Regions from separate parts of the Mus musculus genome. Here all the other regions are linked to region 3. A link is a loop called in an ENCODE intact Hi-C map of the cell type or tissue named here. Cell type or tissue: heart. All regions are shown on one strand.

Region 1 (8,000 bases), 130 kb before region 3:
CTTCAGGTAGCCAGTTATCCAAGGACCTATCAAAGTCTATGGCCACATCTCCCTGAATGTTCCCTACTTCATCTAAAACCTTGGTACTGCATCACACACTTGGTACTCCAAGTCCAGATAGTGTATAGGTTCCATTTATGAAATCAAGGAACATTGTCAGCCTTTTTAAAAACTTATGTAAATGACCGCCCCACCATAAGATATATAGAAAAAGGCCAGCAGCTGGTATTGATAACAGGGTAATTCTTTGCTGCCTGTTTAAACCGTTACAGGATAACAATGGAGGGCAGGATGGTATGAAGGACCCTGGCGCTAACCTGACTCAAATTAAGATCTACTAGTATGTGACCTTAGGCAGACCACTTAATTTCTGTGCATTTCACATCAGTGACAGGAGACACTAGTAGCAAGTGCTCCAAAGACGCCATCCACATTCAGGCTCTGGCAGCTTTAGCTCCTGTGCATGAGTTTGCCCTGTCTTATTTGAGTAGCTCCAGCTCAGGGTTTTTGTTGAACTGAATACAACTAGAATTCTGCATGCTCTGATACCTGCCACAACCTGTCTTGCCCACATCTTCTTTTCCTGAGCTAACAGAACACCCCCAAAGCTGAAACATCTCCCAGTGCTTAGATAATTCCATGTCCTGAGCCAGACACAGCAGCAGAATAGGGCCAATGCCTCCCCAGTCTCTTAACATCGCTGTAGGAATCTTCAGACATTAGGCGTCACCAAGCAAACACACAACCAGAGTCCTTCCAGACTAGAAAGTGTGTTAATGGTCACAAAGGGATCAATCACCTTCCCCAAATCCAAACCTCAGAAAGGTCCAGGTGGTGTTTTGGGTGTTGAGGGTCCCAGGTGTCACACAGTACCTGTAAGTGATTCTCACTTCTGTCCCAGGTTCATCTCTCTCCCAGATCAAAGCTATGGTCTCAGGAGACTTCTGCACATGCTGATCCAGGCAGTTGACTATGCAAAGAAAAGTTAACAAATGTTATTCCAGATGCTGTAGAGGGGAATGGAATAGGATTTGATTTGCTGTGGCTTGCTGTTCCTGCAGAGCAGGATCTCTCTCTCAGGAAGGAGTAACTGCCACAACTGCAGAGAACAGGGACAATCACTACAAACACGACCTGCCTACAAGGTGACCTTCCACGCAGACTCTGAGGTCATCCCACCATTCCAGTGGTCTCCACACTGGATCCATGTGGCATCACCACCTTAAGCTGGGCATGCCTTTCAAGAAAGTTCTCCCCTCCCCCTCTGCTACCCAAGCTCGGCTCACATGACTTGCTGGGAAAAGCACAAGGTCAATGGGCTTGTTTACCATAAACCTGAAGACAAGTGGGCTCAGTTCTGTTGACATCCTGTTCACTGATCACTTGATTTTAAAGGTGAGTTTAACTCGGGTCAGTTCATGCAGTGCCCACTTCTACCCAAGCATATTCCCACCAGTGGCCTCAAGGTATTTGGAGGAAATCTGAGATGGACTCAGATCAACAGATCACTGGGGCTGAAGTTACCCAGACAAGACAAACCTTTTCACAGAAGCAAAGAGCAACTTGGGACGAACAGTAACAGCCAGAGTCTGGATGTGAGCAGCATCCTGAGGGACCCACTCCCAGTATTTCTCATCCTTGGTGTGAAGTGCAGAGATTGAGCAGCCTGCCGAAGGTCACACACTAACAGATTTGACTCGTACTAGCTCCAGGTCCCTCACATGGCCCTCCACTCTCCCTGAAATGGTCCAAACAGGCGGTCAAGAACTGCTCTGTGCAGCAGATGGAAGAAAGCTGAGCCCAATCTGTGGCAAAGGGGAGAGGAGCTATGAAGAGGTGTGATCCACAGACAGAAGAATCTTAGAACTGTGCAGAACGGGGAAGTGTGCAAGCAGCTGAGAATAGGCAGATGCTACAGAGACTGGAAAAACAAGGCTGTTGGGGGAAGAAACTAGCAAGCTAGCTTCACAAATGTCAGCTGAATGCGCTGCCAGGCTGAATCTAGTTTACTGGTGTGGCGATTGTGTGTGTGTATGTGTGTGTGTGTGTGTGTGTGTGTGTGTGTGTGTGTGTGTACACAAATGCCCAAACACCAAGAGTTTTCATCCTAAAATCATGGCTTCAGAGCTTGTTAACAGTCAACAAAGAAGTCAGCCCTTGGCACAGGGCTGTGTCCCCAGCTGCCTGGTGGTGGAGGTGACTCTGAACTGGTCATGACAAGTTAGGAAAGGTCACCAGGGAATCAGTGCTAAGGAAAAATCATGAAGGAGAATCAGGATAGAACTGGTTAAGAGCAGGAAGTATGAGCTGTTCTGGACAGCTGGGAGCCCACCAGCCCCTGGCAGAGACTATGCATTTTAAGGAAACAGTCCTGCTGCAGCCTGTCTTGGAACCACACACTGGCAGACTCTTGTGTGTTTACAGGTACATCACTGTATATGACGCTTCCAGATTTTGTGGGGATTCCATTTCTTTCTCTTCCTGGTGGGGGTGTGGGGGTAATAAAGGTACTTGATAGCCCAGTATGACACCTGGCCATACCTTATTGGTTGGCAGCCTGCAGCTACCTAAAAAAAAAAAATCCTCAGGTCTGGCTCCAGGCCAGCCACCCACTAACTACAGTGCCCTTGTCATTTACTTCAAGTCTCAGCTTTTTAATCCACAGGGTGGCATAGCAACCCTTGACTCTGGGTGAGTATAAGAATTAGCCACCCACAAGTGTGTCATGAGATTGGACCTGAGGATGTCACAATGTCCCCAAGGAACATGCCAACAGAATAATCCATTCCTTAGAACCATCTCAGTATGGGTCCTGACAGAACCATGAACCTAAAATTCCAAGTTCATAATGGTTTTTTTGTTTGGTTGTTTGGTTGGTTGGTTGGTTGGTTTTTTAGCAAATACTACAATTCCTCCCACTGCTTCAGTTACAGGGAAGAAAAGAAGGGGTGGCAAAGAAAAAAGGAAAGAGGCAGGGAGGAGAAATAGGAGAGTGAGAGACAAAAAGGAGAGAGGAAGGGAAGGGATGGGGGAGAAGGAAAAGGGAAGTGAGGAAAGAGGCAAGAGGGAAAAAGGAAGACAGGGAAGGTTGGGGAGAGGAAGGAAGACATGGAGGATACTCTGCCTGCCTATACAAAACCTCTACATGTAAAAGAAAAAGCAACTCAATCCAAAGAATGGGCCGTGAGACAAGAACTTTCCACCTTCCAGCATTTTCAAGAGGAATTGGGCCGGGGCCCAGCACAACTGAAGGCAGAGCTCAAACCCCACCTCCTACTTTAAGCCTTCTAAGTCCCCTGTACACAGTGAGCCTCTGTCCTCCCACTTCTCAGTTGGCCTACTCCATGTAACACTTCCTTACTGTGCCCAGAGTCCTTTCTCCTGGGGACTGGTGGAGAGCCACAGACCTTCTTCACCTGCCATGTGGGTACCTTGAGCACATCACCCCAGTACAGATGCACTTTTTCACTCTGTCAAAGCAAAATTAACAGGAGACCATTGTTTTGGTCTAAGCTCTAGCACAGGCCAGACTAAAAATCAAAACGGAATTGTTCATGCTAAAGTTCATATCGCCAAGCTGAAACACGGCTGTTCATCGGACCTTTGGAGAAATCAAGATCAGAGGCACAAAAGTTGAAACCAAACTTTCAGTGTGCCTTGTGATGAAGTTCTCCCGCCTATGTGCTTATTCGGAAAAGGAGACACACAGCCTTGGTGAGTTAGCTGTCCATTGTTTTCACATGGTCCTGTCTTCCTGTTCCTACCTTTCAAGGGATGTGGCTGAAACAGCCAATTCGTTTTCTGATCTCTACTGTGAGTTCTCAGCCCTTCTCTGGCTACAAAAGGCAGCTTTCGATACTTGATATCTTTTATGAGACTAAGTGTTGTCCAACTGACCGTGTCAGAGCACATCATAGTAGTTCTTCCAACAGCAGATTTATCATCTATCTCTTTGTGTCGCTCGGGTGCTATGACAGTGGGCATCTTCCACTGTTTCTGAGGTTGGGCCTTTGTGTCTCCATCTATACAACAGGACCATTCCATGTTTGCATCATTAAGAGTGAGATATGGCCCTTAAAAACAGGGTATCTGCTCAGCCATGGGGCTCCTTCTCGGTAACTGTAGCACACAGCAGCCCAGCCCAGATCCTAACACAGTCTTATGAGCAGTTCCATTAATGCTTGTTAGTGGATCAGAGATTTAGTTTTATTAACAACACACACACACACACAAATTACAAGTGTTATTACTTCTATTACAAAGATGTGGCACACAATAATGTAGGAATTTTCAAACTCCCACCCCCAACCTTATAGCACAAGGAACGGAATGTAGAGTTTCCTACAGGCTAACTAACTGTACAACTACGAAACCACACCCCTGCTCCAAAAAGCTCTGATTGGTTGTTTAAATACACACACACCCACACCCAGCTCAGATGTAAGTGAATCCAGCACACAAAGCTTCAAGCGTCATGAAAAGGAACTGGGATTAATAAGTACACGAGGATTCACAATGGCTTTCTTTAAATAGCGAATTTCCCTGGCACATTGTGAGAACTTTCCTTCCAAAAGCTATATTTGCCAACTTTCCAGAAGCAGCTGCTATTTAAAGCAAGTCACGCTTCTGACGACGGAGAAGAATTCAGATTCTTCCAGAAGCTCTGCCTCATGAAACTGGAGCTGCGTTTTCATTTGGAGTTCCTTAAAAGGTTCGACCAGCTTTATCTGCCATCATCTCAGCCATCGAGGAAAGCATCAGCAACGTGACTTCTGTTTGTGCGGTGTTCCTAAAGTATCTAGAGGCCTTAGTGGCATTCAGTGGCAGAGTACCAGCCTAGCCTCTGTGAGACTCTGGGCTCCATTCCCAAAAGAAAAAACAAAAAAACAGAAAAACAAAAAACAACCAAACAAAAACACCCAAGAAGACTCTCAATGGATAGTTAAAGTTAAAATTAGTTTATTCCAGCCAGGCATAGTGGCAATATGCCTTTAATCCCAGTACTAGGAGGTGAAGGCAGAGGCAGATGAATCTCTTTGCATTCCAGAACAGCTTGATCTACAAAGTAGATCTGAGACTTACTGCTAAACAAGCTCACGCTTTCTAGCTCTTTCTGAACTCTAGCTGGCTGGTCAACTCAGCTGTTCTAGCTCAAACTTGTCTCCAAGATGACCGATTCAATCTGGCTTCTCTTAGTTTCTAACTGAATTGCTCTCTTTGGCCTCATACTGACTTTAGCAAGTTGTTTGACTCTTCTGGCTCCTCCTCATTCTCTGGCTTGTTCTGTCTTCACCTATGTCTAGCTTGTTATCTCTCTGCAACCTGTCCCTGTACAAGTGTCCTGGTAAAACTGCCTCCCTCCCTCTCCACCCTCTCTCTCTCTGCACTGCTCTCTTAAGTAGCTTCCCCTTCTTCTCTCTTCTCATGAGAATTGGACAGATCCTATCATGTCAAATTTTTCTCCAGTTGGTCACTTTGTCTGCCACTCAATTAAATGTCACTTTCAAACATAGGTGCTTCCTTCTACAAACTAACTTTACCTTCATTGTTTGGGATTAAGAGTGTATATTCCAGCCAGAGGGATTAAAGGTGTGTGCTAAAGGCTAGGCCACACCCGGACTAGAAACAGGTATTTTTCAGTAAATAACACAATCTCAGGGTTCACAGTGTGATCAAATATCCTGCAACAGGGTCTGTTTCAGATGGGCACAATACTCAGCAGCCTCCTGAAGGACAAACCAAGGTCACTGCTTCCCCAAATGCTTCATTAATAATTAACAGCGATGAGTGGTTAGGGCTGCACTGTGCTAAGAACAGTGTCAAGAGCTTTAATCTCACCTAATCCTAGCAAGAGCCCCGGCTGCGTGTGCTGAGAACATCATCTGATGGGGCAACAACGGCAACCAAGTACCCTCCCCACCCCAGACAGCCTGCTCAGCAGGAGCCTTCATTCCTACCTGAGTCTCTTGACCCTCAGGACACAGAACCTTCCATGAACCTAGCCATTATACCATGAGATGCTTTGTGTGGTTTGCAGGACATGTTTCAGTTGAGCCCAGCCTGAAATTTCACTTATCACAACTGTACAATCCATTCTCAGGAACCTTGATGAAATAACAGAGGATGGCTATTTTTACAAACAGTTATTTAGCTCATGCATCTAGAAGTTCAAAGGCTTGTGTCTGGTAATGCTGTCTTTGATGAGTGTGCCCTAAAATGAGGCAGAGCATCACGTGGAATGAGACATCCATTATCTCTTCTGGCCACTCCCTCTTATAAAACACCAAGATCAGAACCTTTTATCTCAGCCCGGATAACCTCTCCCAATCCTAGCTACCTCCCTCATAATAGCTGACAAGGGGACTTTACTGAGGAGCTTAGGGGATGAACCATATTCTAAGCATAGCACCCACCACTCAGGCCTCAAACCAGGAGGTGAGATATCAGGGAAGGGGAGAGAGTAGACCCCCGTGGGCCCTGAGAGTCCTGACCTAAGACCTCAGGATAATAAAAGGGTCATTATCCAGCAGTACAGCTAAATTAGAGTATGGAACAATGGTAACTACAATAATATTCCAGGACACACTGCTCTCTTTAGGTCAAATATAAGGAAACATGTGAAATGCAATGAAGTAAGAATTAAGACCTCAGTGTAGCCCAAAAGACCCAGCTGAAACCACCAAACTGTGCTGTGTGTGCTGTGCCAAGCACCTGCAGGGCCTGTCAATCACAGCTGGAAGACACCCAGCCACGGGGTTTCTAAACCTAAGAGTCTAGAGTGGGCCCCCGAATTTGCATCTCTAAAAGCTTCCTGGTCCAGCAGCATTGGTCTGGACCTTTGAAAAGCATTAGCCTGAAGATCACTGGAAGGATAATAGTGCCACTCAAATTTTTGGAACAAGTTGTCATTATCACACATAAACAGATCAGGCCTAAACAGCCCAATGACTTAACAACTCTCTAAGTGGCTCCCAGAGCAGCTGCAGTCGGTCTGTTCCCTGTTCACACTGTAACCCCTGGAGGTTGCAGAAACGGGCAAAGGGCAAAGATGCTGCTGACAGATAGGAAGCCAGACATTTGGAGAAGCTGCTTTCTTGCATGTCAGTTTGGCGAAGTTCAAACTCTGTCTGGCTCACACAGCTCTAATAGTAGAAGAATAGAGGCCAGAGAATTCCTAGAAGACCACACCCAAGCCTCACCATAAGGCTGATACCACTTCTTATCAGCTACAAGCTTGGTCGTCCCAGCGGCCTTGACCTCTTAAGGGAGGAGAGGTTTCCAAAGAAGCCGCACACTTTCTGCCCCCTTCCTTCTGCAAACTGCTATACTCACTTGAAGGACACTTTCTGCAAACGCAAGAACTTCTTAACCCAAGTTGAAGAATTTGCTGACTCAAGTCTAAAGGCAACACTTATCTAGTAAAAGACTCATTTAGATTAAACTTGTCAAGTGATATAATATACGGGGGAAAAATGACTTGTCCAAAGTTTCTTTAAAGTTTTGTGCTTTAAAAAAAGAACAGGGGGCTGGCAAGATGGCTCAGTGGTTAAGAGCGCTGACTGCTCTTTCGAAGTTCCCGAGTTCAAATCCCAGCAACCACATGGTGGCTCACAACCATCCGTAATGAAATCTGATGCCCTCTTCTGGAGTATCTGAAGACAGCTACAGTGTACTTACATATAATAAATAAATAAATAAATAAATAAATAAATAAATAAATAAATAAAAACAGACCCTATAATTTCTGAATATATTAAATCAGAACTGCTACAGCTTATTGATCACCAGTAAGCCTGGACAGGTTACTGTATCCCCACCCCCAGCACTGCGGTACAGACAGCATAAGAGGTGAGTATTGCTTTCTCATTTTACAAATGGGGCGATTGAGACGCACCAAAGCTGAAGAGGTAGTGAAACTGCAGACACCAGATTCCACCTCTAACTTTGGTCCTTAAACAAAGCATCACCTGCCACCTCGTCTTAAAGACCTTCAGTTCGTC
Region 2 (8,000 bases), 110 kb before region 3:
TCACCACATCTGGCTACAGTCTCAGCAATTTTGGGCCTCCCAACCTCTCAGCCAAGACCCAAGGAGGAAGATTTATAGGGCAGGTGTGACTTGAAGACAGATCACAGGCAAGGATGAGCCAGAAAACACCTGCTGAGTTTCTGGACAGTCAGCGAGTGATTAAACATGACCCAGCCCTGAAGACCTCAGCTGGGAATCCCAAGAGGACATGTGTTTGCTGATCAGGAGCGAAACAGAGTGTCAACAATTACAGCCCCCAAGGAATTGTAAAACTGACCAACACTGCCACCAGGTGGCAGAAGTCTACCCTTGCCTTCAAAGCTATTTCTGTCCTGTGTAGGCAACTCTGCCTGTAATCTGCCCCTGGATAAATCAACTGGAACATAAGACATTTCTTAAAGGATGCCACCATGGAAAGAAGTCCAGAACTACCTCAATACTGCATACCCTGAGGACGGTCTCTTAAAATAATTCGTGAACACAGGATGACCAGCAGAGACAGTTTGATAGTTCTCACCTCAATGATTCTGACTCTGGATAAGCAGATGAGAGATCTATCTTTTTAATGTTCAAGACACACAGTTAATTTGGTCAATTGGGTATATAAAATTGAGTTAGTTAGTAAGATTTCATTTGATGAATGAATAATTATATTTACTTTTAAAATATGATAAATTAAGGCACATGCACTCCAAGATTAAAAAGAAACTAGAGGGAAAGCCCCCAGCAGGTGGCAGATAAGTACAGTGGAAAGAAAGAAAATGTGTAGCCCAAGATTCATACAGAGGGGGCTGGAGAGGTGGCTCAGAAGTTAAGAGCACTGCCTGGTCTTCCAGAGGACCTGAGTTCAATTTCCAGCAACCACATGGTGGCTCACCGTCATCTATACTTGGATCTGATGCCCTCTTCTGGGATGCAGGTGTACATACAGGTAGCACACTCATATAAATAAAATAAATGAATAAGGAAAGAAAGAAAGAAAGAAAGAAAGAAAGAAAGAAAGAGAGAGAGAGAGAAAGAGAGAGAGAGAGGGGAGGGAGGGAGGGAGGGAGGAAGGAAGGAAGGAAGGAAGGAAGGAAGGAAGGAAGGAAGGAAGGGAGAAAGAAAGAAAGAAAGAAAGAAAGAAAGAAAGAAAGAAAGAAAGAGAAAGAAAGAGAGAAAGAAAGAGAGAAAGAAAGAAAGATGAGAGCAGAAGTTGCCAGGACCCAGATGAGCAGCAGAACACTCAGGGAAACCTTCAGATTTTGGCTGAAAGTCACGGAGAAGAAGCACACCAGAGGCCTTTCCTAGATGAAGGCATGATGCGACTGCCCTGCTCCAGATGGTGGCAGAAACATGTTTGCAGGTGAAAGTGAATGTATAACTCTTAGAAAACTAAAAACAGTACAGAACTTCTAAGCCAATCAGTGAAAGGATTGGAGCAAAAGTTTGCAAGCAGGAACAGCAAGCAAACAACAAACTAAGCAGGGCCAACTGTTCAGGATGCTGAGACCAAAGGATCACTTAAGCCTGGGAGCTGAAGCCCAGCCTAGGCTTCACAGCAACACTCAAAAATCAAACGAACAAGAAAACCTAAGAGTGGCCATGTATGGTGTCTCACACCTTTAATCCTTACATGTGAGGGGCAGAAACAGAAGCAGACAGATCTCTGTGTTTGAGGTCAGCCTGATCTACATATCAAGTTCCAAGCCAGCCAGAGACACACAATAACTGCAACAATAGCAACAATAACAGCAATAACAACAACAGCAACAAAAGAGTAGGTGTAATGGGGAAAGAACAAATAAGGATAATAAGGTAGAGATGAAAAAATAGGCTTAAGGAACATACCCTACCTCTATCCTAGCAGTAACTATGAGCTAAATAAATTTCCCCCATCAAAGAAGAATATATAGCAGAGTCAAAAAGATCGAAACTTTGTAAAAGAGGACACAAGACACAGAATGTGGGACACACACACACACATACATTTAGAGATCCCAGGAAAGAGAACACAGAGAGGTTGAGTTAAAAGCTGCAGCATTTCTGTTATCAATGAAAGACTTCAAAAATCATGGACACACACAGAGTCCAAGCAGGCTAAATACATTCTACACCATCACTTACAACATCCTAGGCAAATTATCTAACAGTGTTGTTGTTATAAAACTGGAGAAGACAGACTTCCAACCCAGGAATGGGAATTGGTCATCAACCTTAGAAACATAGATGTATCTTATATATAGGACAGTTTCACCTCTACAGAGTACCTATGAGACATACTTTCAGTGTCTCACCAGTGGGTGAATATAAACAAGTGTTAGTGACAGGAAATGTCTGTTATGGCCATGGGGCTAAGAAAAACAAGATACAGACAAAATCCTGGGCAACAGGAGCACAAAAGGTGACAGGTCAGAGGCAACTTCCTAGAATCCTTTCACTATTTGAGGAGTTCTAATCTACATTTAATAGTTATGTGAGACCAGCCACATGTAATACAGAATGTATAACTTCTAATCTAGCAGAGGGGGAAATGGAGGAAACTGAATGATGGAAAGAGGAAAACATAGATGTTAACTAAGAAACTAAGCATGGCAGGAAACGCAAAGCGTGCACACACAGAGACACATAGACAGACACACACACAGACAGACACACATATACACACAGAGAGACACAGACAGACATACAGACACACACACACAGACACACACACATATGCACACAGAGAGACACAGACAGACACACAAACATATACACACAGACATACACAGAGACACACAGATAGACACACACATATATGCACACAGAGACACACACACATATACACAGAGACACAGACACATAAACATATACACACAGAGACACAGAGACAGACACACATATACACACAGAGATACAGAAACAGACACACATATACACACAGAGATACAGACACACACACATATACAGACAGAGACAGACACACACATATACAGAGACACAGAGACAGACACACACAGAGACACACACACATATACACAAAGAGACAGACACACACAGTGACACATACACACAGACACACACAGAGACACACATACATATACCCACAGAGACACATATAGAAACACACACACACACACACACATAAACAGACACACACATGCTGATAAAAGTAAATGACTAAGTTGACGCTGTAGTAACAATAGGTCCACTGCACAACACAGTAACTATGGATAACAACCAACATCTGTTGAAATGACCACTGTTGGATACTTTTCTTGTTTCTGTGATCAATGCCTGTAAAAAACGAGCAAACAAAAAATCTTAAAGAAAGAAGGGTTTGGTTTTGGCTCATAGTTTGAGGGCAAGGTCCATCATGCTGGGGAAGGCTTGACAGCCAGAGTGTGAAGCAACACGTCACATTTTGTCTGCAGTCTGGAAGCAGAGAGAGGTCAATGCTAACAAGAAGCTCACTTCTTTTTCCAACAAAGAATAGAGGGTCTTTGTTGGAAGGGAATGAAAGAGAAATCCTGAAATGTCAATGTGAGACCGAATAAAATCAAGATGGGCCACACTTGGAAACTAAAACATTTCAAAGCCTGTTCAGAGATCAGGGAACAGAGAGGAAAAACAAGACTGGTGGTGTTGAGGGCAACTGGGAGGGCTGGGTAGAAAAAGGACAGAAAATTTCTCTAATGCAAATAGTTATCTATGGCTTTGCAATGGACAGAGTGGATGCATGTTTGCAGTACCTGCCAGTAGGTGGCGCCATTGTGCCATTTGTGATAAACCGGGTCCTAAAGCTTTTTTCCCCCAGGGTGAACTTGTAAACTTGAGGACCAGTAAACGCCATAGAAATTTGAGAATATCTGTTTCTTCAGCCAAGGCAGTGGTCCTTGAGAGGAGCTGCCCTCCATACCAGATTTTACCTGCCTGTTTGTCAGAAGTGTGGTTCTTGTTTTGTCAACAAAATAACAAAGGTGGGAACTAAAGTTTGAAAACTGGAAGGCTCACGAACTCTAGCCTAAATCAGCGTTTCAAGACCAGCTTTCATGAGTGAGAGAGAAACCCATGAAGACTTTCGATGCTTTTGGTTTGCATGAGATTTCAGTTACCCAAGGACTAGAACTCAGTACCGTCACTTAATTTTGTTTAGAAATTAGTGAAAGCTTCAGCTAGATTAGAGACGTTCCCCTCATCTCCTGCTCTTTATTCATGGCCTGCCTTCTTTCTCGTTCTTTCTCTGTACTATTTTGTTCCCTGTCTGTAGATTGATCCCCTCAACCATAAATCAGAAATATTTCTAAAGCCCATAGGTAAGTGAACATGAATTCATTCCCCTTATCATTTCCTAGATGACACACCCTTCAGCCATCTACCTGGCATTTACACCGTGTTAGGTGTGATAAGTCATCTCGAAGGGACTGAGCTGTGTGGGAGGGTGTGTGCCAGGTCTATGAAGACAACTGTGTTGGATCAGTTACTTTCTGTTACTGTGAGAAGCCACCCATTGAGCTCCCAACCCTCCTCCCTCGACCTCCTGGCTGTCAGAAATATAGCTGTGCACCACCACACCTGGTTTCATATGAAGTTTCTAGGAGCCTGATGTTTCATTTACTGAGTGCCTTTCTTCTGTGGATACCTTTGTGTGGTGTGAGTTCCTGTCTATGCACTTACATGTGTGGGAGTGCACCTGTAAGGGAGGTTCCCATGGACATATGTATGTATGTAGTGTGTGTGTATGTAGTGTGTGTGTATGTAGTGTGTGTGTGTGTATGTGTAGGCACAGACTTAAAATTAATGTTAGGCATCTTCCTCTATTGTTCCCCACTTATTTATTGAGGCAGGGCCTCTCACTGAAGCTACCGATCACCAATTATGGCTGCTCTAACTAGCCAGCTTGCCCTGGTGGTCCCTCACTTCTGCCTCCTGGGTTGGATTACAGGCAGACCACCATGCCTGTCTAGCATTTCCATGGATTCTGGGGATCCAAACCTCAGACCTCATGCTTGCACAGCAAACATTTTATCCATTAAGCGGTCTCCTCAGCTCCTTCCTCTTCAGTGTTTTCAATATCTATCAATATAACCTTCTTGTACAGTCTGAGATGCTAATAAATGTGTAAGCAGTTTCCTTCATAACATCAAAATACCTTAGCATTGCCAGGTTATGTGTAATATTAAAAAAATACCTTTGTGTGCTTGGTGTAGACCGGCATACAAAGAGCATGTCTGGCCTTCTGTTGGGTTGTAAACACTGAGAATTATTTGCACATTTCACACTTCCATTTATGGCGCTAAATAGAGCTGGGAGGTGGGTGTATCGACTTTGGGGGTTCTAGAATTAGGATGATGTTAGCGTTAGAAATCTTCTTACCTTTTTTCTGTGTACCAGAGCAATGTCTGTACCATTAAAATGCTTTGTTGAACTTTTAAGAATTCAGGTGTGGCTTAACCATCGATCCACAGCCATATTGTAGTACAATGCTCTATGGATTCCTTGCTTAATGATCTTTAATATTTTGTGCTTTTGCTGATTTAGTGCTAGTGGTATGCATTACCTAAGGGGAAAAAAGTGCCATTTGTAGATTTTTTTCCCTAATAAAAGCGTATGGGTTTGAATTTTGTTATTATTTTATTTTGTTCTAGTATGGGGGTATTTGGTCTGCTTATAAGTCTGTACCCTTCACACATTCCCAGGTCCCACAAAAGCAGAAAGAGGGCATTGTATCACCCACAGTGGAGTTACAGGTAGTTGTGAGCTTTCATGTGAGTGCTGAGAGCTGAACCCAGGTCCCCTGAAAGAGCAGTGAGTCCTCTAAACCACCAGCTCCCCAGCCCAAGTTCTGAAGAGTTTTAAAACAAATTAATGAACATACTGGTTATTTTAGTTGTGAATAGTGATTTTTATTTTATTTGTTTTTTTTTTTTTTTTAAAAAACAAGATCTCATGGCCAGGCCTTTGATCGCAGCACTTAAGAAGCAAAGGCCAAGCAGAGGCCAGCCTGGTACACAGTGAGTTCTAAGACAACCGGAGCTCTATAGTGAGGTCCTGTCTTGGGAGGAAAAAAAAATCTCACTCTGTAGCAAAGGCTAACCTGGAACTTGAGGTCCTCTGGCCCAGCCTCCCAAATACCAGCACACTGAGCTATAGTGCTTTTCTTACATATTTAACACAGTTTTAGCTGCGGGATCACAGTGGCACAAAACTGTGGTCCAGCTACTGTGGAGGTTGGGGCAGAGGGATCGCTGGTTGGGTAACATAGCAAAAGTCAAGGGAAAAAAAGAAAAATATATATACATATATATATATACACACACACAAATATATAGCTTTCCTCTTTTCTCACACCATTTTCCCATTACTTATTAATTTACTTTACATCCTGATCGAGAGCTTCTCTCCCCCCCCCCAGTTCCTCCCTTTCCTCTCCCCTCCCCACCCCCAGCCCCTTCCCCTTCTTCTCAGAAGAGGGGACACCTCACATGGATATCAGCCAGGCTTGGCACGCTGAGCTGCAGTGAGCTGAGGTGCAGTTAGGGGAGGGGGAATCCAAAGGACGGCAATGAGGTCAGAGACGGCCCCTGCTCCTGCTTTAGGAGTCCCACGTGAAGACCCAGCTGCACATCTGTTACATATGCCCCACACCATTTTTGTTATCTCTGTTTTCCTTAGAATGTTTCAGAGACTTTTGCCCATTGTTCACATGTTTATTTCGAACCAGTTGTCGAATATTATTTATTTTATTTTCAGTGTACTTTAAACATCTTTATTTCCTCTTATCTCTTTCCCCCTCTAAGGGCTTCTCACCTAGCAACATTTCACCATCATCTCACAGGGTTAATACTTCATTGATATAGAGTGTAACACTATGGAACTAACATAGGACAAACCTAGACTAAAGGAAGAGACTGCCCGTTTTCTTATCTAAAGAGACTAGGGTGAAGGTGGGGACAGCCTAACTTGATGGGTTCCTGAGATAATCTGCAGAGGAAGCTGCCCAAAACAGACAACCCTTCTTCAGCCTCTGAACTCCAAAAGCCAGGGCTACTGCCACACAGTACATGACACAGACCCTGTGCTAAGTTCTGCGGGCTGAAAGACAGCTTGCTCGGCATGTTTCCAGACTAAAACGGGGCATAAGGGGAGAGCCTACTGAGGGGCCAGGAAGTAGCTTTGAGCCAGACACACGACACATTTATTTTTAAATAACAAATAAATGGCAAAAGAAATACAGGGAAGACAACATTCATGAATCCAAGTTACTAAAGTGCTTTCAAACATAAATTCAAAAAGACCAAGAAGTTGGGTCTGACCTTCAGACAGTCTCCAGATATTTAACAATTGCTTAAACATGGCTCCAGGTGACTTCAGAGAAGGAGGGGCTTGTGGCTTTCTTTGTTGTTTATACCTCGAATATTCAAGGCCCATCAAGTGACTGAGAACACAAAATTATCACCTATCACAAAGACAGAGATGTCCTAGACCCAGCTCAAGGAATGGTAATATAGCAGTCATTCATTCATTCATTCATTCACTCCTCTGAAGCCTAGAGATGGTATAACAATTATATTCACACTTGTAACCCAGCACTAGAGAGACTGAGGCAGGAGATCATGAAAATGAAGCGAGCCTGGGCTGCACAGCAAGAACCCATTTCAACCAAAACCAAACCAAATATTCTAACTTAGAGTGAGGAGGTCAGACCAGCCCTCTTTAATGACTGAACCACATCTTAAATAATGCTAGGGAGTAATAATCTCTCTCTCTCTCTCTCTCTCTCTCTCTCTCTCTGGGATGCTCTTGAACATCTGATCTCTTGTCTCCGCCCCCTGAGTGCTGGGATTGCAGGTGCGTGCTACTGTATCTGGTTTGAGTGGTGCCGGGTATTGAATCCAGGCCTTCTTGTGTACTATTAACTAAGCGACGTCATACCCCATCCCTAAAATTTTCTTTGAACTTCAAACCTTCCATGTTCAGATTCCACTAAGGAAAAACAAGATTTTAGACCAAACTGACTGGCTTGAGAGGTGGTATGA
Region 3 (8,000 bases):
AAGAGGCAAATGAAGGCAAGTCACTGACCTCACTATGTGGGGAAAGCGTCTCCACAACAAGGGAAGGCAGTTCTTCTGGGGCCAAGGGAGTTTACAGGAGGCAGCACTGTATATCGATGACCAGAGGGTCTCATCCCAGAGCTCCCTGGGAAAGAGTGCCAAGCGGCAGCTTTGAAAGCTGCTCCCCACATATGGTGAAGGGTTATGTGTCTCTGTCAGAGAGGCTGATCTCTAGCTATAGGGTATTCCTTCAAAAACTATATATATTCATGTATGAATGTATGTCTGTATAATTTTATGATAGCTTGGTGTCTGGTTATGTAGGAGTCAATTGGATTAAAGTTTTACTTAGGTAGGTTGAGTCCTGCCTTGTTAAAAAAAAAAAAAAAAAAAAAAAACCACCCACCCTTTATCTGGAAAACAAACATTTGCCAAAACTGCCTGAAGGGAAGGTTGTCACAGAGGACTAAGGTCATGCTGAACCTCCTCTTACAGTTTGCTAAGAGAAAAGTTCTTTTACAGTCCAAGACTACTGTTATTTGCAATTCCTGTATGCCTTTTTATTGCTACCTGCCTGATACATATTATTGAAATTATAATGTATTCTTATATAAAACCATTTGTTTCTGCAATTTATGTTGCTGTAAACACTCCTAACTAAACTCCCTTAATGATTAAGGGATTCAGAGACCACTCTGAGATGGTCCCCTAGGCAGGCAGTGTTGCCTCCTGACCTATAAACGGTAAGAAATTTGGGCTGGCCTAAACCCTTTCAGAACCTCAGCTTGCTTCCCTGCTCACCAATGAAATGTTTCTCCTTCTTCTCCTTGTGCATGGCTGACTTCTTTCTGGATGGAATTTTTCTTTAACAACCAGAAAGGTTGTGATTGATAGTAGCCTCTGCCCATCCTTGGAGAGAATGCTGTATACTTAATTTGCAGCAGATTTTTTGTGTTTGTCACTGCAGCCTAGACTGGCGATTTGTATTTTGAGGAGTTCCATGCAGTTTGTTCTCCAGAGCTGAAGTGGTGTCATGGAGGCACAAACATTGATATGACTTATGAATTTTTAGTTTTTGCACAAACAACGTTTTTTTCTTGCGTGTGTTTTCAGAACCACCTGTCAGCTTGGCGACGAGTCCCAGCAGGTATTGGGGGCTGTCTGTCAAGCGTGTGCACACTTCTCTGAACGTTTAACAGAGCTCAGCTACACCTGAGCACCCAATGCAGTCCTAAAAAGGGCATCTGGTGATTCTGTGCAGAGCCAGTCCCTGCAGCCCCGGAAACTCCAGGAAGTCCCTGAATGGCAAGAGTTTGCCTTCCAGTGTGGCAGGCGCAGCCACTGGTTCGGTTTCTACTTTTGCCTCATAAAAGTGGTAAATCTTAGGTATGGGGAAGCTGCAGTCCGGTTTTTCCAGCCCCAGACACACCAGTAAAGGAATAAACCATTTCCCCTCGAGCGTCCACGTTCTCTTCCCGGCTGAAACAGCCTGATTGACGGGCTCTTTCTCCGAGGCTCCGCCTCCAGATCAGCCCACGCCCATCCACAGGGCCCGGCCCTCTCGCAAAGCGCAGGCGCAATCCGTATGAGCCGGCCTCCGCTGCAGTCCTTGGCGCCAGAGACACCGCAGCATCCCAGCGCTAGAGTCTTCTCTGCTCGCTCCAGGGCCGTACCCTGTCCTCTGCCTCTTCTGGCGCCATGGCGAAGCCGTTGACGGACAGTGAGAGGCAGAAGCAGATCAGCGTGCGTGGCATCGCGGGGCTGGGCGACGTGGCCGAGGTGCGGAAGAGCTTCAACAGACACCTGCATTTCACGCTGGTCAAGGACCGCAATGTGGCCACGCCCCGCGACTACTTCTTCGCTCTGGCACACACAGTTCGCGACCACCTAGTGGGCCGCTGGATCCGCACGCAGCAGCATTACTATGAGCGGGACCCCAAGGTGAGCAGCCCGCCCTCCCTGGGAGGGAGACCGAGCCCAGGGCAGGGCGGGTCCCGCCCCCCCCCCCCTCCCAAGTATCGCCCACGGGCCTGGTCCCTGTTGCACCACGGTCACCTGCGACCAATGAAGAGACAGTAGAGTTATGCATCCTCCTTCGAAGGACCGGTGCATACCCTCTCTTTCGGGTTTCGTTTTAATTGAGACCCATCCCCCTGCTCCCCGGCCCGCAGTCCCCAGTCCCTAAGTATGGCTTTGAGTGGCCCCTTGTCTTCCACCGCAGTCAGTCCCCCACCGGTACGTTGTCTGGAATCTGGCTGTATGGAGCCAGGCCTCTGCCCACGGCGGAGTTGCGCATCCCAGAGAAGTGCTCTAGGGGTCTGCTCTTGCCGGCGGATTTTCCGGCTGTTTTCCAGCTGTGGACTTCCGAGATGGCTTCAGAGTTCATGCTTCCTCTACTCCCCCACTCCCCTCCCCCTTTTGTTTTTCTGCAGCCCCGAGCGAAGAAGATGGGGGACTGGAACTAGATCCGGTAGTTTTATGAGTCGGAAAGGGGTGAGATCAGTAATCTGCAGGGAATTGCCCCGCCCCGTGCTCCCCACCCTACCCCCTACTCCGAGACTGATGAGAAGAAAATCACTTGTAATGCCTGCCTGAAACAGGAGAGGGTCCGAAACTCAAAGATGGAATCCTCGTGGGGAAGGCTGCCTTTGAGGTTTCCACCTTGACAAAACTTGTTAGCAAGTTGCTTTAGAAGTTGTAGCATTTTTTCTGTTTTGCAAACCTTTATTCTTAGTAGGAAAACAAAATACACTGAACGGAGCCTTTGACAGTTCTCACCACCCCAACCCCCAAAACTTCTCAGCTCTGTCTGCTGGACTGCTAACTCTGTGCAATTAAGCTGGCTTCAAACCCACGGAAACCCACCAGCCTCTGCCTCCAGAGTGCTGGGATTATTAAGGCGTGTGCCAGCTCCACCAGGTCCCCCAGTCCTCCTTATTCTGTTCCGTTTATGTTTCCAGGTAATTGCTGTTCCTAAATACACAGGTATGCATATTTGTATGCTGCACAATTTTGTGGCTTTTATTTCATCCGAAACCATTTGTGGCTTCACTCATAAACAGGGCTCTGGGTCAGTAATACATACTGGTGCTTTTAAGCTTATGCAGGTATCATATTTTTACACATCCCCTGTTGCAAGAATTTCTCTCTCTCTCTCTCTCTCTCTCTCTCTCTCTCTCTCTCTCTCTCTCTCTGCATTTGGTATGGAGAATTCTGCCTATCTTGTATTAAGACAGAGTGAAAACTAGCAAGGAAAAAACTCTTGCCTATCTGGGGCCAGTTAGTGATGATCTGATTTGCCATAGAAATCTGGGCACCCAGCTGGGCGGTGGTGGCGCACGCCTTTAATCCCCACACTTGGGAGGCAGAGACAGGCAGATTTCTGAGTTCAAGACCAGCCTGGTCTACAGAGTGAGTTCCAGGACAGCCAGGGCTATACAGAGGAACCCTGTCTTGAAAAACAAACAAACAAACAAAAAAAGCCAAAAAAACCAAACCAAACAAACATACAAAAAAGAAATCTGGGCACCCAACAGCTGTCTTAGTGACAGAGCTTTTTAGAGTAATTTTTTTATAGGGCATTAAAGTATATTTGATAATTGCTAAGAGTAAAAATTAATTGCTTTCCAAACTCATTCTGGGGCTTTTTCCCTTCCTGAAATAAAGATGCTGAGGACAGGCTGTTAGAATGCTAGTTGGGCTTCTTCATAGTTAGTATGCAAGGCAGCTTCTAAAGAAGTGGCCCCAAATGGCTAAAACAGGTTATTGCAACAAGGGCTTGGGATCACTGCCAGGGAAACTGGCCAGGAGCAGCGGCTCCCCCAGAATGCCTTGTTAGTAGAAGAGCTGTGTTGCTCAGATTCACTGGTGTTGTTCAAATAGTGGATGACAAGGGATCCAGCTTTGCCTGCAGTTCAAGGTCATTTCTCAGGAGTTGGAGGACACTGTAGGACTCCTGTTGTGGTGAGTCCAGAGATTAAGGAAATGACTCTCTGGGCAGCAATCTACCCAACAGGTACGATGGTGTGTTCCTGTAGACTCAGCTGCCCCAGAGTTTGAGGTACCCTTGGCACAATCCCCTGTCTCATTTAGGAGACAGGAGAGATAGCCCAGCATAGCCCAGCTTTGGGTGTTTGATACCCTGGTTTTCAGTGTTTGTCTGAGTAACTGATGCTGACAGTCAGCCAGTTCACCTCTCTGCACCATGTGAAGAATGTACTTCCAACAAACCACGTCAGAGCCATCCCAGGCTCTGGCAGTGAGTGCCTGGGGGATGTGACCCTGCTTGGCTCAGGCTGGAAGCAGGATGGCCTGTTTGATACAGCAGTGCTTTTATTAGTTCTCCTTTTACAGATATGCAACTTCACACGCATGCTGAGGGGAAGGTTAGAAAACAGTGATGAGCTATCAGGGCCATGTTAACTGTAGTTTCACAGATTACATTGGAAGCGTGGCTCAGTTTGTTTTCTGCATCCTTTCTCTGCACTGGCAAAAACATTTGGGGCTTTTTTCTAACTTATTTCTTATTATATGTAAAACGTGTGTGTGTGTGTGTGTGTGTGTGTGTGTGTGTGTACACGTATGTATGAGGCAGGTGCATATCCTACCAAAATCTGTGTTCAGGCCAGAGGAGAACTTTGAGAATTCAGTTCTTTGCATGTGCAGAAGGCATGTGGTCCTGGGCATGCTAATGGCTTGGGTTGATGGCTGTAGCTTCAGCTGCTGAGTCACCTTGGCAGCTCTTAGTTTTTTGTTTTTTTGTTTTGTTTGTTTTTTTTTTTTTCGAGACAGGGTTTCTCTGTATAGCCCTGGCTGTCCTGAAACTCACTTTGTAGACCAGGCTGGCCTCGAACTCAGAAATCCACCTGCCTCTGCCTCCCGAGTGCTGGGATTAAAGGCTTGCGCCACCACGCCTGGCAAGCTCTTGGTTTTTAAAGCCTTCCATGTGTTCAGTCTTAGGAGTGCACAGCCCCTCAGACTTTCTCAGACCCTCCCGTGGCTGTTGATTTGTCTTTTACTCCATGGCGTTGTGCTTTTGTTCTTTCTTTTTTTAAAAATTTATTTATTATTTTACATTAGTACACTGTAGCTGTCTTCAGATGCACTAGAAGAGGGTGTCAGATATCATTATGGGTGGTTGTGAGCCACCATGTGGTTGCTGGGATTTGAACTCAGGACCTTTGGAAGAGCAGTCAGTGCTCTTATCCACTGAGCCATCTCGCCAGCCCCGCTTTTGTTCTTTCTTAATTGTGTTGTTTGTTATGTGTACTGGTGTTTTGCCTCCACTTACTTCTGTACAGCAGTTTCAAGCCTGGTATCCACGGAGGCCACGAAAGGGTGATGGACTCTCCTGGGGCCTGAGCTACAGACAGTTGTGACCTGCCACGTGGGTGCTTGGGATTGAACCCAGGTCCTCTGGAAGAGCAACCGCTGCTTTAACTACTGATTCATGGCTCCAGCCCTAGCATCGTGGTTGTTAGAAACAGTAATTACACTCATAGTATAGATTCTCATAATTTCTTACGAGATCTACAAGTTCGTCCTGAAACAGCAGAGTCTTGGAGAGCACTCAGTTTAGGAACCAGAAGTCCTGTGCAGCAAAGGACCTAAGTCTAACCCCCCCAACCCCCCCTTTTTTGTTTTGTTTTGTTTGTTTGGTTTTTTGTTTGTTTTGTTTTGTTTTTTTGAGAGGTCTAACCCCTTTTACAAGGGGTTTTTGCTTTACTTAGTGGTACTGGAGATCAGACCTAAGGCCTGAAGCATTCTGAGTATACCTATCACTGAGCAGTGTGAACACTTTTAGCCCTAAACTCCTTTCCATCCTGATTTTTCCCATTTTCCAACTTTGTGATATGCTACTGTGTGTTTAGATTGACACCCACTCACCCCACCCCCTTTTAGTTGGGATCTCTTCATGTAGCCCCGGATGGTCTTGAGTGCTACCCACACCAGCTAGCTGGGTATAGTTTTTAGCCTTCCTTAGCCTCATGTTTTTTCATCTTTAAAACAAAGAGAGTTGAGCTATGGAGTCTATTTTTGAAGCTTCTGTCATTCTAACATGGTCAGGTTTTATGTTTGCTTGTAAAATGTCCCCATTTAATGTTGACATTCCCTTTATGCAGAAATGCTGGGAGCCAGAAGAGTCCAAGGCCATCTTTGGTTACATAGCAATTTTGAGATCAGCATGAACCATACAAGAGACCCTGTCTCAAAATCCAATATCTCACTAGGTGTGGTGGCACATGTTTTTGAGGCATAGGCAGGCTTGTTTCTGAGTTCAAGGCCTGGTCTTCATAGTGAGTTCTAGGCTATCCAGGGCTATACAGTAAAACCCTGTCTTGGAGGAAGAGGGAGACAGGGAAGAGAAAAAAGTGGAGGAGAAAGAAGAAGAAGAGGAAGAGGACGAGGAGGATAAAACAAAAAATAAGAAGGAGGAGGAGGAGAGAGAGGAGGAGGAGGAAGAGAAGGAGGAGGTGGAGGAGGAGGAGGAGAAGAAGAAGAAGAGGAAGAGGAAGAGGAAGAGGAAGAAGAAGAAGAAGAAGAAGAAGAAGACGACGACAACCAAAAATCAAACTCTATCCAGAGAGATTTGAGCAAGATGTAACATGAGAGTCACAAGCTAAAATAAGCATAGCCAAGACATGGGTAGAAAAAGACTTAGGATCTATAGCAAGCAAGGAGAGTATGGAAGTTATTTCCAAAGCCGTGTCTTCTCAGAACAGAGCAGGCATTGAAAAGTTAGTCACAAGGCCTGTGATATACTGGGACTGGCTTCCTCCTCAGCATGCTCACTTAAGCAGTGGACTTGTGAGTATACTCATTTCAAGGTCAGGGATCACACATTTCAAATATTAAAGTGTGAGACCTTGTCTCAAAAAAGAAAAAGATTAAAGGGCAGGCGGATTTCTGAGTTCGAGGCCAGCCTGGTCTACAGAGTGAGTTCTAGGACAGCCAGGGCTACACAGAGAAACCCTGTCTCGAAAAACTAAAAAAAAAGAAAAAAAGAAAGAAAAGAAAAACTAGTTGAATAACCTGTGGACCTTGTGGTTTGGGAGGCTTCATGGTATCGGTAGGTTGAGGAAAAACAGCTCTTCTAAGAAGATAAACACAGTGAATTTGCATGGTCTTGCAGCGAGTCTGGACCAGCTGCTGAGAAGGTAATCCAGCAACCTGGGTAGTCTCTGAGCACTGTATCTGGGGCTTTGTTAGACTTCATAAGCAGTGGGAGCTAATGCTAAAATCTTCTTGACATTACTAGTCGTCTGATATGTTTCTACTTGTGTGTATGAAGGTGATCTTTCTCTCTAGCAGGCTTCCCCAACAGCAGATAACGCAGGTCTTTGGCCCCAGACTGGTGGTAGGCTCAGTGTTGACCAGAAGAAGACGCCTGTCAGTGAGTGCGCACCTTTGGCCTCTGCTCTTACAGGCTCTGAAGGTTAATTTTATGTGTAAACTTGGCTGGGACACAGTGCCCAGACATTAACATTGTTTTGATTTACAGGAAGATGGTTTTGGGGGTCAGATGGACACTTCAATCCATAGATTTGATTCTACATTTTATTTGCTTTAAGGCACACCTCCCTGTGTAGCTCAGTTGGCTTTGAACTTGTGATCTTCCCACCTCTGCCTCCTGACTGGGATTATCGGCATATACCACTCCATTTAGCTTTAACTTAATTAAACATGTAATTGCTACTGTCTTGGTCTATGTTGTATTGCTGTAAAGAGGCACCATGACCACAGTAACTCTTATAAAAGAAAGTATTTCATTGGGGCTGGCTTGCATACAATTCAGAGGTGTAGTGCACTGTCATCATGGCAGGAAGCATGGCAGCATGCAGGCAGACATGGTGCTGGAGAATTAGCTTGAGAGTTCTACATCCGGATCAGCAGGCTATAAGACAGAGGAGACCCAGGACCTGGCTTGAGCATTTGAAACCCCAAAGCCCACTGGCATTGATATATCTTCCCCTCCCCCCACACGGGGCCACACCTCCTAA

The links. A loop is a pair of places that touch in the nucleus more often than their neighbours do. Peaks named below come from ENCODE experiments on the same cell type or tissue, not always from the same donor. Only the 100,000 strongest peaks of a DNase experiment are listed, where the experiment ranks them.
Region 1: a loop joins it to region 3, with 2.7 times the contacts of the local background. A loop is called at or near these places in 9 of 42 quality-filtered maps.
Region 2: it touches region 3 in a loop (2.8-fold over the local background); 10 of 42 quality-filtered maps call a loop at or near these places.

What each region holds. Positions count from the first base shown.
Region 1 is chr2:150,658,963-150,666,962 of GRCm38, forward strand. It overlaps Acss1 (acyl-CoA synthetase short-chain family member 1), which reads right to left. Exons shown (of 14, transcript NM_080575.2): 2 at 874-970. Among named protein-coding and RNA genes, the nearest start is that of E130215H24Rik, 4.5 kb to the right of the region's middle. In heart, no CTCF peak of the experiment used is centred here; DNase peaks (open chromatin) are centred at 4,509 and 7,079; H3K4me3 peaks cover 171 bases; H3K27ac peaks cover 2,255 bases; H3K27me3 peaks cover 49 bases.
Region 2 is chr2:150,674,857-150,682,856 of GRCm38, forward strand. It overlaps Vsx1 (visual system homeobox 1), which reads right to left. Exons shown (of 5, transcript NM_054068.2): 5 at 5,846-8,000. Among named protein-coding and RNA genes, the nearest start is that of Vsx1, 10 kb to the right of the region's middle. In heart, CTCF peaks have their summits at 305 (motif pointing right) and 3,717 (motif pointing right); a DNase peak (open chromatin) is centred at 245.
Region 3 is chr2:150,785,170-150,793,169 of GRCm38, forward strand. It overlaps Pygb (brain glycogen phosphorylase), which reads left to right and starts at 1,627. Exons shown (of 20, transcript NM_153781.1): 1 at 1,627-1,941. The coding sequence starts at 1,699. Gm30141 (a long non-coding RNA gene) reads right to left here and starts at 1,583. Exons shown (of 3, transcript XR_375102.4): 1 at 802-1,583. In heart, a CTCF peak has its summit at 3,753; DNase peaks (open chromatin) are centred at 1,572, 2,332, 3,802 and 4,152; H3K4me3 peaks cover 3,702 bases; H3K27ac peaks cover 3,835 bases.